Regions from separate parts of the Mus musculus genome. Here region 2 is linked to region 1. A link is a loop called in an ENCODE intact Hi-C map of the cell type or tissue named here. Cell type or tissue: gastrocnemius. All regions are shown on one strand.

Evidence for each region. Peaks named below come from ENCODE experiments on the same cell type or tissue, not always from the same donor. Only the 100,000 strongest peaks of a DNase experiment are listed, where the experiment ranks them.
Region 2: it touches region 1 in a loop (2.4-fold over the local background); 2 of 42 quality-filtered maps call a loop at or near these places.

The regions. Positions count from the first base shown.
Region 1 is chr6:71,924,351-71,932,350 of GRCm38, forward strand. It overlaps Polr1a (polymerase (RNA) I polypeptide A), which reads left to right. Exons shown (of 34, transcript NM_009088.3): 7 at 240-347; 8 at 1,934-2,039; 9 at 2,299-2,461; 10 at 4,959-5,129; 11 at 5,315-5,437; 12 at 7,244-7,474. Among named protein-coding and RNA genes, the nearest start is that of Polr1a, 19 kb to the left of the region's middle. In gastrocnemius, a CTCF peak has its summit at 3,771 (motif pointing right); a DNase peak (open chromatin) is centred at 3,769.
Region 2 is chr6:72,314,950-72,322,949 of GRCm38, forward strand. It overlaps Usp39 (ubiquitin specific peptidase 39), which reads right to left. Exons shown (of 13, transcript NM_138592.4): 11 at 6,307-6,442; 12 at 4,791-4,877; 13 at 3,727-4,290. The coding sequence ends at 4,243. Among named protein-coding and RNA genes, the nearest start is that of Sftpb, 14 kb to the left of the region's middle. In gastrocnemius, a CTCF peak has its summit at 4,252 (motif pointing left); a DNase peak (open chromatin) is centred at 4,244; H3K27ac peaks cover 1,938 bases.

The DNA.
Region 1 (8,000 bases):
ACATGAACCAAAGCACTAGAAAAGAAAGTTTAAAAGTGAAAATAGTTATGTTAGTAATATGAGCGAGTGGGAATGCCCTGGTGTATTCTTCCACTCTGGTTTTATATAATAGTGTCTTGTGTTCGTTACTCCCGAAATCAGAGTGTGGGTGGAGATCCGGGCTGAGGAGCTGCTTCTCTGTAGAATGATGTTTACGGTTGTTGAAAGAATGGGGGGAATATGGGTCTATCTCACTACAGAAGGAGTGCCGGAAGCTCCAGGAATTGACAAGGCTCAGATGGGGAAACGAGGGTACCTGACCCCAAGCAGCGCCCAAGAACACCTTTTCGCCATTTGGAAGAATGAAGGTACTAGAGAAATTGTCTGTCTGTCTGTGGATTTGATTTCCTGGATCATTTTATTAGTCCACCCTCTTACTACCTTAACTGAAGTTCTAATTAATGTAGCTCCCACCTGTAATTTCTCCACTGGTCTGGGGCAAGCTTCAGGGCACATTGACTTAGAGCCATTAAGAAGCAAGGTAGGTCACACCCCCTACCAAGAACTTGGTGCAGCCGAGCCCAGTCACTGCTGCACTACTGCATTCTGGAAGGCTTATTGTCACTCATCTTTTTCAGATGTCCACTAAAAGGGATGTTTTAGCTGGGCAGGTGGCACACACCTTTAGTCTCAGCACTTGGGAGGCAGAGGTAGGTGGATCTCTTGAGTTCAAGGCATGGTCTATATAGTGAGTTCCAAGAAAGCCAAAGCTACTTAGTGAGACCATCTTGAAACCCCCCCCCCCAAAAAAAAGATCTTGTAAACATTCATTCTATGCAGATTCCTTCTGTGAATCAGAGTGAACTTTTGTATGTTTCAGTTCCCTGCAAAAAGGGAAATCTTCCCCTTTCTGAATACATAAGATGGCCAGTGCAGAGACCTCGAAGTCCTCAGCCATCTTCCAAGATGGTGTCAGGGCACTAACGATGGTCTCTGCAAAGGAAGTGCTCTGGGCACTGATTGGTCTCTGCACAGGAAGTGTTCTGGGCACTGATTGGTCTCTGCACAGGAAGTGTTCTGGGCACTGATTGGTCTCTGCACAGGAAGTGTTCTGGGCACTGATTGGTCTCTGCACAGGAAGTGTTCTGGGCACTGATTGGTCTCTGCACAGGAAGTGCTCTGGGCACTGATTGGTCTCTGCACAGGAAGCTCATAGACAACCATGGTATCGCCAGGATTACAAGAGTGGAAAAGTACCGCATTCGTTAAGTGCTTTCTGTGGCAGGCTTTACTCAGGCTTGGTTCATTTTCTCCAAGCAGTTTTAGGTCAGCTTACTTACGTCTCTGATCCAGTTTGCAGAAGAGCCCTCTTCACATACCTATAGAGAAAGGATGTTCCATTATCTTTTGTTTTTAAGAGACTAAACTTTATTTGACTTGATTTTTTTTTTTTATTTTGATTAATTTTGTTCAGAGTCCAAAATAGCAAACATTTTTTTTGTTTGTTTTTTGTTTTTCGAGACAGGGTTTCTCTGTGTAGCCCTGGCTGTCCTGGAACTCAGTTTATAGACCAGTCTGGCCTTGAACTCAGAAATCCGCCTGCCTCTGCCTCTGCTGGGATTACAGGCTGTGCCACCACGCCCCTGCTTGCAAACATTTTGTTATGTATGTAAGATTCCACACCTAGGAGGGAGGGTGACTTAAGCTTCCTGTTTCTTCATAGCTCATTTCCTTACTGAAGTACCGTTGGCCCTCAGCATCTTCATCTTATCTTACTGCATACAAGCTGTCCTATGCCCAGGCTGACTTTGTTTGTTTTTATAAGAAGTATTTTCTTATTCTGCATAGCATCCCATATCCTGTTTTGATTTGTTTTTTTTTTCTTAGTAACATTTTTATGTTTTTATGCATAAATGGCTTAAATGGTCTTGTTGGTTACTTTATTTCAACACAGGATTCTTTCTGAATTATCTTTTTTCGGGATTGGATGATATTGGCCCAGAGTCCAGTTTCAACCCCAGTATGTTCTTTCTAGACTTCATAGTCGTACCGCCATCCAGGTAACTCCTTTTAACTTACTCTGCATGAAAAGGGTGGGCTGAGGAATTGAGCAGGGTCACGTAGGAGGGCCTGGAAGGGTTGGGCCACTGAGAAATCAAACAGCTGTCAAACCAAGGTTGCAGGTAGTGGCCTGAGCATTCTCTGTCATTTGGTTGTCCTAGACATAGGTGGTTGTTTCTAGTGGACTGAGCTGTGCTTCTTTCAGTAAATAGTTAGGAGGCTGAAAAACATTCATGAAGCCTGTATGCCACCCTGTAGGTACCGTCCCGTCAATCGCCTGGGTGACCAGATGTTCACTAATGGCCAGACAGTAAACTTGCAAGCTGTCATGAAGGATGCAGTTTTGATCCGGAAACTTCTGGCGTTGATGGCCCAAGAACAGAAACTGCCCTGTGAGATGACAGAACTCACCATAGACAAGGTCAGAGCTGCCTCGGTGTTGATACAATGTCTTGGTTAAGGACAGGTTTGGTAAGAACTACACACTTGGTTCTAACTGTGTGGACACAGATGTTGTGGCTGCTGCAAGATGCTACCTGCAGTGGGCAGCACCCCTGGTTGGCAGTGTGACTTGTTAGGACAAGTGCAGGCCTGATTATAGATAAATGTAGGTATTGTTTGGGTTCAATATCCAAAGATCATGCCAGTGGTTTTAGTCACTTTGATTTCTTGGACGCATCTTCACTATACAGTGTATGACATTTATGGTGAGGTTTCACACCCAGGCTGTTCTTGGAGGTCTCAGTAGTCATCTTCCCTCCGGCTCTAAGGATGTGTGTGTTGGCTCAGAAAGGTCTTTAGCAATGGAGCCAGGAAGACGATGTAGAATGGGATTTTCTAGAATAAGACCATCCCCACTGACAGTTACCTAGCCCTTTCCAGGTCTTACATCAAACTCTGTAAATTAAAGCTAAATTGGGTATTCAAAGTGACTTGCCAAGGTCACTCCATCCCTGAACTGTGGTCAGGATGTAAATAGAATGGCTTTTTCTAGCTTTGGAGAGACAGACCTCTCATATTCCATGTCATTTGCTCAGACAGTGCTGCTATAAGCCAGGGTTGTCCCAGGGTGACACCATTGTCTCCTGGGCACATAGCTTTGGATGACTTCTTGACCCTTTGTCTGGTTCTACTGAACTTTACTGATGAGTCAGTGTGGATGTGCTTTTAACAGCATAAGAAAGAGTTGCCATCTGCAGGTCCTGGTCCAGTGTGGAAGACTGAAGACCATAGGATAATCAAATCCAATGAGTAGGAATGAGAATTTTATTTTAGTGACCCTTAAGAGTAGAGACTAGCTTTTGTCAATAGTAACAGGGCTCTATCTCTAGGGGGAAAAAAAAAAAACAAACAATACTGTCTTGATCCCTCGGCTAATTTCCCTTTAATTAATTAGACATATTCTTGTTTTTTTCCTATTTGTGTTCATCATTGTATTCCCATGGCACTGATCTCTCAGGAGCTGTCCCCTAGGGACTAGGGACATACCAGAAGCCAGGGGACAAGGTCTTGTTCATTTCAACAGCAATCATGTGACTATAAGCAGTGAGTTTGACTAGACAGGCCTCTGCCATCATGCAGGTGGTGAAAGGACTGTAATGTTGTCTGCAGAACTATATGTACCCTCCAAGATGACTCCTTTATTCCCTGGTAATGGGGACAAACCCAGATTATCACTGTGGCATTGTCATCTGCCTTCACACACTGTTTGTAGCCAGATGGGGCCAGTAGGTGGTGCTCTAAGGACCTCTGTGTTTCTCTTCCCTGGGTAGGTAAGAAGAAGAGTCAGGATTAGGGATAGAAATATTTTTACATGATTAGATAAATATTTAAGCTTGAGGATGAGCCAGTTAGCTTAGTCTAACCCACTTGGGGACTCACATTATAACTGGTGACATACAGTATTATATGGCAAACATTTTTCTTAAGAAATTATTCTACCTGCATTAAAATAATAGTAATGTTATTTGGTGGTGGTGGCTGTTATTATTATTATTGTTATTGTTATTATTATTATTATTATTATTATTATTATTATTATTTGGAGACAGGGTCTCATGTATGTAGCCCATGCTGGCCTTTAAGTTACCATATAGCCAGGGCTGCCCTTAAACTTCTGATGCCCTGCTGCCACCTTCCAAGTGCTGGGCTTACTGTGTGCCCCATCGCTGCCAGTTTCTGTGCTGCTGGAGATGGAGCCAGGGCTTCCAGCAAGCTAGGCAAGCCCTCCACCGCACTTTTATGAATTCACTAATGTTTTCCTAACCCTGTAACTGAAGTAGCAGTTCCATATGAAACTGTTGTCTGGTGGGACCCTCAGCAACAGAGTGCCCACGGGAAGGGCTGCTAAGACCCCCTTGGTTTGGGTGGACTAGACATTAAGAAGCTTAAGATAGAACCTGCTTACGTTATTTTTTAAATCTTAGTGTAGTTTTGATTTTGAGACCAGATTTTGCTCTCCTACCTCTACTTCTCAAGTGGCTGATAATTATAGATATATGCAATGCTGCTGTGCTGATGAATTTTGAGTTCATTTTATAACTAAAAGAGACAAGCTGATACATTCATAGAGGGGCTGGAGCTGATGTGTACTACTGATACACACTAACAAGTACAGTACCATCTGTCAGCTTCCAGGGCTTCTTTTCTTTTTTTAATATAAAGATTTAATTTATATGAATATGGTGTAGCTGTCTCCAGTCACACCATAAGAGGGCATTGGATCCCATTACAGATGAGTCACCATGTGATTGCTGGGATTTGAACTCAGGACCTCTGGAAGAGCAGTCAGTGCTGTTAACCTCTGAACCATCTCTCCAGCCCCCTTCCTGCTCCCCTTTTTGTTTCTCATTAAGGGCTAGGTTGAGTAACCAAGTGTTTTTTCAATCACTCCTATTTTCCTGCCTTTATCTTCCCAGGAAAATGACTCCTCAGTGGCTATCGACCGATCCTTCCTGGGTTTGCTTCCAGGCCCGTCTCTCACAGATAAACTTTACAACATTTGGATTCGCCTTCAGAGCCACGTCAATATTGTGTTTGACAGTGAGATGGACAAATTGATGTTGGAAAAGTACCCTGGCATAAGACAGGTGAGCAGTGAATTGGATTCCGATCACATGTTGGTGAGGGTCAGCAGCTAACAACTGGTCTGCATCCCCGGCTCGCGTCTGCATGTGTAGAAATAAGTGCACATTATACTCACTGTTTCAGAAGCAAGAAGACAGTAGACATGACTGAACTATTTAATATTCTGGCACTTTTTTGCTCTGTGTAGATCCTAGAGAAGAAGGAAGGCCTGTTCCGGAAGCACATGATGGGAAAGCGAGTTGACTACGCAGCCCGCTCGGTCATCTGCCCAGACATGTACATCAACACCAATGAGATCGGAATCCCCATGGTACGTGTTTGTGGGCAGGCCTCATTTTGCTACTGGTGGCTGGGAGATAGGTGTGCCATCAAGGGCTGGGGACAGAGTTGATGGTAGATCAACATGGCTCCAATGGGGACAGCTTCCACTGCTTCACATGTGGAAGGAACTTGAGGTACAAAATGGTTTTGCCATCCTAGAAGACTTTTGCCCCAGAGCACCTTAACCTAGTCTTTAAACCTTTCTTGTCCAACTGAGTCCATGACGGGAGAAGAGGAGGGCAGGGATGTCAGTCCGACTTGAGTGTCTGGCAGTGGAGATGGGAGAGAGCCCTCAGAAGGACAGCGAGTGTGTATCATCTGTCTCTCCCAGTTCCAGGGGTGAGTGGCTTGCCTGGTCACCCATTAGCGCTCCTTGGCGAGCCAGCTTCCTTTTCTCACTTCCCCGCCAGTTAAAGCCTTGGTGCTCATTAGCAGCACTCTCTAGCCGACTTCCTCCTTAATGGGCCTCGAGGTCAATAATTCGAGGACGGTTTAATTCCCTCTGTGCAGAGTTTCATTTCCTTACACGCCACCCTGCCTCTCTTGGGGCAGCTGGTAATAAGCAGAGCTAAAGTGTTCTGAGTCTTGGGCACAGTTTGGCTTCCTGGGCCTGATGTGTCAAGAACAGGCAGAGAGCACAGTTCCTGGGTTCATTGCCTCCCGGGAACCAGAGGTCTTCGCATCCAAAAGCTGAAATATATACCAAGGAAAGCCAGTCATAATATCCTTAAGTTTGAATCTCTGGGAGGAAAGGCCTGGTAGGCAGAAGGTAGAAGCCATCCAGGCTCTGACCTCAGTGCCTGGAGTGTCCCCAGCTTTGCCTTGTACCTCCATAGCATTCTGATCTTTTCTTTTTAAGATCTGGGTTTATTTGCTAATAGCTTGTATCCTGAGGAGAGACTCTAATGCTCTCCACCTTATTGACCCCCACCTTAACCCAAAATCTCAGAGCCATGTAGGCCTGAGGTTAATACAGGGTGACCAGGAAGAACAGTGCTAACCCTGCTCCCCTCCCCCACAGTGCACCAGAGGGGTTATGGGAACAAGAAGGTGAGAGAAAATGAGACTAAGCTAACCTGGCAGGGTTCCACACACCGGAGCACTGCCTCCTAAAGCTGTGGGCCGAGTGATGGGCAAACAGTAAACAAGCCCATTAGCTCGAAGTGAAGGAGGCGGGGCTCTACACTGCTCCCACATACAGACCTGGAGCTTTCACATCCTGGGCTCTGGAGTCTGTGTGTGTGTTGAAGGAGCAAGTAAGTGAACATCTGTGACTCGGAAACTTACTTCGCTGGAGAGAACTCACTTGCTTTAGAGCAAGTTTCAGGCCTAGTGTTGACAGAAGAACACTTCACGTTCTCAGGGGTCAGAATTGCAAATCCATTTCCTCTTCAGCGCCACTCTCTGATGCCATGCCTGGGCTCAGTGGAGGTCACTAAGCAGTTAGTGACACCTGCTGGGATGGGGAGGGGTGTGGTCGCTTTCAAGCAAGTGCCCCGTACTACCCCTTTGGCAACACAGACTTTATTGGCGGACAGGAAAGGGTGACGTTTTGGTGGGTGTACATTTAAGAGAACTAATCTGTAAGTTGCCCTGTCTGTTCCCTTAAGAGAGCAAGCCTAGCAAAATAGTTCAGCAAAGGAGACATGTTGCTCTGCCTGTAGAAAGGCCTTGGCTAAGCAAGACAGCTCTCCACAGTTTGGGAAGAAACCAGGCAGCTCATTTTGTTAGCTTTTGTATTCCTGTAACCTTTGTCTGCCCATTCTGAATTTTAACATGCCATCCTTCTTTCTAGGTATTTGCCACAAAACTGACTTACCCTCAGCCAGTTACCCCCTGGAACGTGCAGGAACTGAGACAGGCAGTCATCAATGGACCCAATGTGCACCCAGGAGCCTCCATGGTCATCAACGAGGATGGCAGTCGCACAGCCCTGAGCTCAGTGGATGCTGCGCAGCGGGAAGCTGTGGCCAAACAGCTCCTGACACCAGCCACAGGGGCTCCGAAGCCTCAGGGGACAAAAGTTGTAAGTAAGAACATGGGTTTGTTCATAACTTCCTAGTTCCTGTCTGGTTCCAACTTGCTGCCTCTGAGCAGGGCTAATCAGAGGATGGTTCTCAGATCAGAAGCAGCTTCACTGGAACTAAGGAGAGAGAGAAGTTGATCAGGGTCCTCACCCCTTGTATTGAATTAGCATAGCATCTCTGGGATTGGCTAACTATAATATTGTAATATTTGACAAACGTTCCCACCTGCTTAGAGGGAACTTTGGAGACACCCTTGGCTTGGCTTGGCTTGGCTTGGTGACCACTGGTTCCCACTGATTTTTCAGGGCTAACAATAAGCCAGTCTTTTGCCTTCCTTATTTTTGAAGGTCTCCTCAGCTAGAGCAGAGTTAAATTCTGCTCTATGCTGATTTGCTTTGGTAACAGGGACACCATTCAGACCATTCAAGGCACCAGTTTTGTTCTTTGTTAGGTTAGTACATTGTTGGGAGCTATCTGAGGGATTCAAGAAGCAGCAAGGTACGTTTTGCTTACCAGGCAAATAAA
Region 2 (8,000 bases), 390 kb after region 1:
CACACACACACACACACACACACACACACACACACATTTAATATAAAAATCAGGAAACCAGGCCAGTGACATGGCTCAGCAGGTAAAGAACTGCACAAGCCGGATACTCTGAATTTGATCCCTGGAACCTAGGGTTGTGGGAGAGTTGACTCCCACGTAATCCTCTGACCTCCCACACTTACACCATGGCACATGTGACCCCCTCCTGGTATATGCTTACAATTAATGATAACAATCAATTTCTCTTAAGTCAGGAAATCCCTGACCTGGGTGAGGCTGAGCACCACACACTCTGGTCATTATGGTTCCGTATTGAAGATGTTCTGCTGCTAAGATAAACAGTTTCTAGAGCTGAGGGGATAGACAGCTCAGTGATAGAGTGCTAGTCTAACATGCTCTGGACCCTGGGTTTTATCCCAGCACTGAAAACAAGTGAGCACAGAGAGGGGACAGATTCTCTTGTCTGCATGTAAGCTTACAATCCTGAGGCTGAATCCATGCCTGCCATGATGATCTAAGATCATCTAGGACTGTGCATTCTGAGGACCAGTTCCCATGTTACACAATGCCTGAGTCACAGCTAATAAAGTCCTGTTCCCTTGTGCAGAGTAAGAACACACTATCTTTTAAGGGGTGGCAGGAGTCACAGTCTCATGCAGCCTGATGTCAGCAGGCCTGGGCCACCTCTCTCTGCCTTACAGAGCACAAATCCACATCTACTCCCTAATCTCGGCTTCCAGCATGGTCTCCCTCCTGCTGCCTACTCTTTCCCTACAAGCTTACTTCTTAAGCTCAAGGTACCAAAATATAAAATAAGCAAACGAGGGGCTGGAGAGATGGCTCAGCAGCTTGGAGCACTTTTACCTTGCTGAGGACCTGAGTCTGACTCCAAACATCCGCATGGTTTTCGTTTTTGTTTGTTTTTTTCCGAGACAGGGTTTCTCTGTAGCTCTGGCTGTCCTGGAACTCACTCTGTAGACCAGGCTGGCCTTGAACTCAGAAATCCACCTGCCTCTGCCTCTCAAGTGCTGGGATTAAAGGCGTGTGCCACCACTCCCAGCACACAAAGGCAAATAAATCCATCTTTAGTATTAAAGATCTAAATGCTAAACATGTCCCTTTATATGTATAGCTAAAACACTTCTATCATATTTCTAATTATAAAAAACTTCATTTGTTATAGAAAATCTAGGAACTACAAACAGACACAGACCCACTCCACACACTCTCCTCAGTCTGAAGAGGGCACCGGAACTCCTTGCATGTTCAGACAGTGAGCTCAGTGCTTTCTCTGCCCCTGCAGGCTCTGTCTGGCTCCACCCACAGCACCTAAGCACCAGGGCAAGCTTTCTGCTCAGCCTGCTCTGAGACAGCAGTGGCTGAGATGTAAATCCCTGGTCTGTAGACTTGAACTTTACAATAGATATTTTGTAAGTGTACAGATTATTGTCTCAAAAGTCCTTGATTTCATTACAACACTCAGGTAAGTGAAGGAAAGAGGGTAAATGAGCCAAAGACAGGCAGATCTCCAGGAGTTCAAGGCCTGCCTAGTCTACAGAGTGAGTTTCAGGCCAGCCAGGGCTATGGAGAAAGACCGTGAGTTACTTTCAGATGAAAACAGTATTATTTGGAGCCAAAACTCACTCACTGAGAAATGCAATTTTATCTATGTCCCATGATGAATGACTAAATTTTAAACTGCCATCACAAGCCATTTTAAAAACCATTTTAATTATTTGTATGGACTTTTTTTCTGTATGTCTGTGCACCACGTGTCTGTTGCCTACAAAGGCCAGAAAAGGTCATCAGAGCCTTTAGCCTGGAGTTATAGATGGTTGTGAGCTACCAAGTAGGTGATAGGATTTGAACCTAGGTCCTCTGGAAAAACAGCTATTAACTGCTTAGCCATTAAGCTGCTTTAAACCACTGAGCCATCTCTCCAGCCTGAACACAAAGTCTCATTATATTTATTATTTTATTATATACTATTCAAAGCCATTTATGGGGCTGGTGAGATGGCTCAGTGGGTAAGAGCACCCGACTGCTCTTCTGAAGGTCCAGAGTTCAAATCCCAGCAACCACATGGTGGCTCACAACCATCCGTAACAAGATCTGCCTCCCTCTTCTGGTGTGTCTGAAGACAGCTACAATGTACTTACATATAATAATAAATAAATCTTTAAAAAAAAAAAAAAAAAAAAAAGCCATTTATGTACATCTATGTAAAAACACACGGCACATTGACTGGGTAGGAGGATGAACACGGATCTTACCCAAGTTGCTCTGTAATCTGTATTGCTCCTTTCTACTTTTCCAGGACCAGGTATGTATAAATGCAGAGCACTTGCCTAACACAAGTCCCTGGGTTCAAGTCCCCAGCACCAAAGGCCCCAAACAGCCCAGTAACACAGCATTTTTGGTTTTTGAAACTGGGTGTACTCATGGTCCCCTTGCCTCTGCCTCCCAAATGCCAAGATTACACACATGTGCCATGACATCCAGCTTTGTGTGTGTACTCCAATGTGTTTACTATGTGTATGTGCATGTCTGTGTGCACTTGTGTGGGTAGTGAGCATGGTTATGGGTATTTGTGCATGTGGAAGCCAGAGGAGACCCTCAGCCCTCACTCCTCATGCACTGTTCACATTGCCTTTGAGACAGCGGCCCTCACTAGCCCAGCAAGCCCTGGGGAGCTGCCTGTTTTCCTGTCGCTTTATTACAAGCAGGCATTCCATGCTGGCTTTTCTCTTTCGTTTGTTCGTGAGTTTGGGGGACTGGATTCTGTAAGATGGGCACTTTACCAGCTGAGCTATCTCATCAGCTCCCAGCTTTTACTTTTAATCCTTTTTCCCAGTGCTTAGGACAGAGCACATGGTCTGGTACTGACAGGCAAGTGCTGTCCACTGAGCTGCACTACCAGCCCCAACCTTCCCAAGTCCATACTTGCAGGCCTTTGCCATCACTGCTAATCACATGTTTTAAAATGTTCTCAATTACTTTTATTTAGTGTGGGAGGGGGGACCTGAGTGTGCCACAGTGCACATGCGGTGCTCAGAGAATCTGCACAAGTCCGCCCTCTCTTTCTACCATGTGGAACCAGAGACTGAACTCCAGTCATCAGGTTTTGTGGCATGTGCCTTCTTTACCTGCTGAGCAGTCCCTGGCCAGATGAACCCAACCAAAGGGGGAATGGTGGCCTGTAATCCCAGCACTCTTACACAGTTAGAGACAGGAGGATGCGAAGCTAGAGGCCAGATAGGGACATAGCAATACCCTGTCTCTAAAATTTAAAAAAGAGAAAAGAAAAAAAAAAAAAAAAAGAAAGAAAGAAACAAAGAAACAAACCAATTCCAAGAGAGCTGCTGTAATGAGCTGCCTGCTGCCCACTGGTGTGCCAGCTTGCCCACATCTCAGGCCCAAGGCCTCCAACCCTTCAGTGACTGAGCTTGACAGAAGCCATTTCTGCCAGTCAGCCCCTGCCTCGGGCTTCCCATCAGCCTGGCAGAGACCTGCTCAAGCTACAATGATTCCACTTCTCTGCCTGGGGGTGCGGGGGGGGGGGGGGGGGAACCTCAGTCCCAAATCACCCACTGTCAGCCTTCTAGGTAGGCACGAAAACCTATCATTTTAGCCAGATATTTTGTGACTTAGAGACAAATACACCCCTAACGACATACCACCCACAAGCTGACAGGAAGAGACAAGGATAGTGCCCACCCACAAGCTGACAGACTACAGACAGGAGTATATAATATAAAGTTAAGAAGGAAAACAAAACCCTTAACAAGCCTCAATGGGGTATATGAAACAACAGCCTGGTTTAAAAACAGGAGGATATTTAATCCATCGCACACGTCCCACAGGAGATGAAGGGAGCTACAGGAAAGCCACTACCTATGACAGAAGGCTGCTGCTGACTTCACGTTTACTCCTAGGGTCTCCAGACCTGACGTTTCTACCGAACTGTCTGTTCTTTGATACTTGCAGCAATTCAAATAAGGCATCCATCTGTAAGAGTTCTGCCTGCTGATGCTGAAAGGGAAGAGTGTCGACCACAACGTGCTGCCGGAGACAGCGCAGAACATCAGGGCAGACAGGCTCCTTCATGGTGATGCAGCCAGAATCCATAAAAACTGGACTGGGGCAGGAATCTTTCAGTCAGTCTGTGTTCAGCGACAGCTTCAGTATTTTTATTTACCATCTTCAGCCACAGCCCTTGGGAATAAAAACCCAACAAGGCGTTCAAGCCCCCTGCTGGTTGGTTTCATCATTGTCCCGCCTCTTCCAAATCTGTCAGAAATAGAAAGTGATCTCTTCAGTGAGTTAGCCCTCAAGTAACTATTCTGTGCAGCAAACAGACAGCACGACACCGATACACACGCCAGTCTCAAAAACAATCCGCACCATCCACAACAGCGCCTTTCGTTCCATTTTCATTTCCCACTCACCCGTGACTTTTCTTCCATCCTTTTTCAGATTTATTTATTATTCAATGTGTATGCGTGTTCACCTGCATGTATGTATGTGCCCACCATGGGCATGCCTGGTAATGCACACAGGTCAGAAGACAGCTTTGGATCTCCTAGAACTAGAGCCACAGATCTCTGCTAACTCACAAGTCACACACACACTTCTTTGCTTCCTTGCTGACTGATAGGCTTCCATACTTTTCCTTTCTGAAAGTCTGACTGGCTTCTGGAGCCACACAATCTGATCCCCTTACACTCAAAGCACCGGGCCCTGCAAGCAAGGCTACAGCAGCTCCACTTCCTGCGTTGGCCCACACCCACCTGAATGTACGCCTCAGACAGTGTGATCATCTGGGGCAGAATGTCTGTCACCTGGAGGTCTTGTAATTCATACCACTTGCCAGTCCCCTGCACAAAGCACAAAGAGCTGGGTTAATGGCTCTCCAAAATCAGAGGTTAAAAATGGTCACAGCCAAGAGACAGACACATCAGAATGGCCACTAAACATCAGCAAGAGCCATGAGGATGGTTCATAACCTTGGCTAGACCTGATTCAACAAACAGTTCAGGCAACCTCAATTCCTGTGGAGGAGCCTTTGAAGTACAACGAAGTCCCAAACATTCTGCTTTCCTTTCTGTCCTTTCTCTGTGTTTGTATATAAGGGTGCCCTCACATAACCAGTCTAGCATCAGATTTTCTCTTTAGCCAAGGAGGGACGGCCTTGAACTTCTGATTCTCTGCTTCTACCTCTGGAGTACAGGCACATTAGAGTGTATGTCACCACACCCAGTTTATGTGGTGTCTGGAATCAAGCTTAAGGTGTTGTGCACACTGGATACCCCATCACTTGAGCTAAATCCCCAAACCCATTTCTACCCTTCTGGAAATGAATTTAGGTGGCCACTCAAGAGGAAAAAGAGAAAGCCCTCTAATCTCTAATGTCTTTTTTTCTGTCAAAAAAAATGGTAAATCAGACAAACTCAGTTAAGTTGAAGACTTAACTGAAGCCAGTAGCATAGGACGGCCTAGGCTTCCTCATGTGTGAGAGCTATGCTTTAAGGACAGTAAACCACTAGTCCTAGAGACATTAACCAGGTTAAAACAACCTACACTAAATCCTGTGTTTGTACAAATATCCTGTGTATGCTTTCGTTTTCAGCTTAGGCACACTCTTAAAAAAACTTTTTTAGTTCAGCCAGGCATGGTAGTAATGCCTGTGATCCTCGGACCTAGAAAGCTGAGGGCGGAGCTGCCTCAAGTTCTCAGCCAGCCTGGGCTACAGAGTCAAACGATGCCATAAAAAGACAAAGCTTCAAAATGTAAATTTCAAACACATCAAAGGGTCTTGTTAAATAATGAAGTGTTCCACGGGGTTGGGACTCTGCCATTGTAAGGAGCCCTAAGATGGTACCACTCTGGCTGGTGGGGCTCTGACTCAGAACACAAGTTCTCAACCCTGGCTGGGTATGAGAATCCCCAGGAGAACCTCAGAGCACCTAACACTTCATTATACATCCACATAATCTAAGGCAGTTTCCTAATTAACTAGGATCAATAGCTTGGATTTAAGGAAGGGTGTAACAGCACTGTAGACCCTGTGGCTACATCCCTGGCCTCTACTCCAGTTGAAAACCAATGTCTACTGTGGCCGTGCTGGGGCAGGGCCAGCACTTAGGACCTCAGAAAGCTTCAGGGAGCATCTAACAGTAAGACAGAACTAAAGCCATTGCCTCTAGTATATAGAGGTCTCTGAAGCAAGGCCCCAACACCGGCAAACAAACTCAAAGTCAGCACAGGAACAGCACCTATTCTGCAGCTCTGGGCCACAGCACTCACATGATGAAGCACGTGGATCCTGTAGGAGCCCTCAGAGGGCTTGCCATCATGCACGATGTTGGCGATGAGATCATAGGTGGTGTTCTTGTGGACGGCTTGGACTTCTTCAGATAAGTATTCTCTCAGATCCACATTTCTGGAGATAAAAAATAAAGTAAGTCAGACCATGGCTGTGAAGTTAGAGACATGCCCCATACAAATGAACAAATGAACCACAGAACTATTGACTTGTTAACTTTAGGGTCCTACCTCTTCGAGGGTTTGCAGTGCCAAAAAAGTTCCAGTGAGTTGAATTTACATTTTTCAACAGCAACTACTTATCTCAGGAAAATTCCCTTTAGAAGCAAGTCTAGGAGCCAAAAGTGCAGGCTCTCTGCTCACCTGGACCTGAATGGAAATCTTGGCTGTCACATGATGGCTGTGAATTTAAGCAGGTTACACAAGGAATGTGACTCCTCTGCCTGCCTTGGGAGCAATGAGCTGAGGCAGCAGGGACTTGACCACAGGCCTACCTGGGAGTCCACCTTGCAGCTCCAGGATTCAGGCAGCACCTGTCCTTTGCCCTCAGGCGCCCTACAGAAGATTGACTCCATGCTATGCCATCACTGTGACCACCTAATCTGAACACTAGGCAAACCATCAGCCTCTCACTTGTCCAGGACCTTACTGCTTTCATTCTTTCAGTGAAGTCAGAGGTAAAGTCCTTACAAGCAACACAGCTCACGTAAGCAGCAGGTATGAAATGGGAGTTCATTCAAGGCTTCTAGACTAGAAAACCAGCACTGAAGAAAGAATGGGTCCAGAGAGTCAGCTGCCTTCTGTTCCTTTGTATGTGTGGTGTTGTTCCTGTGTGTGTGACACGCAGATGAATGTGAATGCTTGGAGAGGTGAGATCAACACCTCAGCTTCTCTTTCTTATTCTTTATGCAAGGTCTCTCAGCCCATCTTCTGCTTTTCAAGAGCACAACACACGTGGTGTACACACACATGCTGACCAAGGCACTCACATACATAAAGTGATGCATACTCTCTGGATCCACTTTCCTCACTGCTGTTTTCCTAGTCTAGAAGCCTTGAATAAACAAACTCCCATTACATGCCTCTGTGAGTTCAAAGTCAGCCTGGCCTACATATCGAGATCCAAAAAAAAACAATGTAGGGACCCTGTCTCGATAAAGGTTTTTTTAAAAAAAATTAAAAACAATTAGAGAAATGAATCTACTGGTAAAGTGTTCACCATGCAAGCCTGGTGACCTGAGTTTGATCCCTGGGATCCACACAGTGGAGGAAGAAAACTGAATCCTCTAAGTTATCCTCAGTTTTCCACATATGTGCCAAGGCTCACAAACACCCATGCAGGTCTAAGTGCACACCAATAAACAAAATAAATAAAATGTAGTAATTCCTATAATAAAGAAGTCGTTGGGGCTGGCAGATGGCTTAGCAAGTAAGAGCACTGACTACTCTTCCAAAGGTCCTGAGTTCAAATCCCAGCAGCCACATGGTGGCTCACAACCACCCGTAATGAAATCTGACGCCCTCTTCTGGTGTCTGAAGACAGCAACAGTGTACTTATTATAATGATAAATAAGTCTTAAAAAAAAAAAGTCATTGAGTCCTATTCTAAGAATAGATCTCCTGTTTTCTAACTTCTCTGGAGCAAGCTGTCCAAAAGGCAAGCTACTCAAGTCACA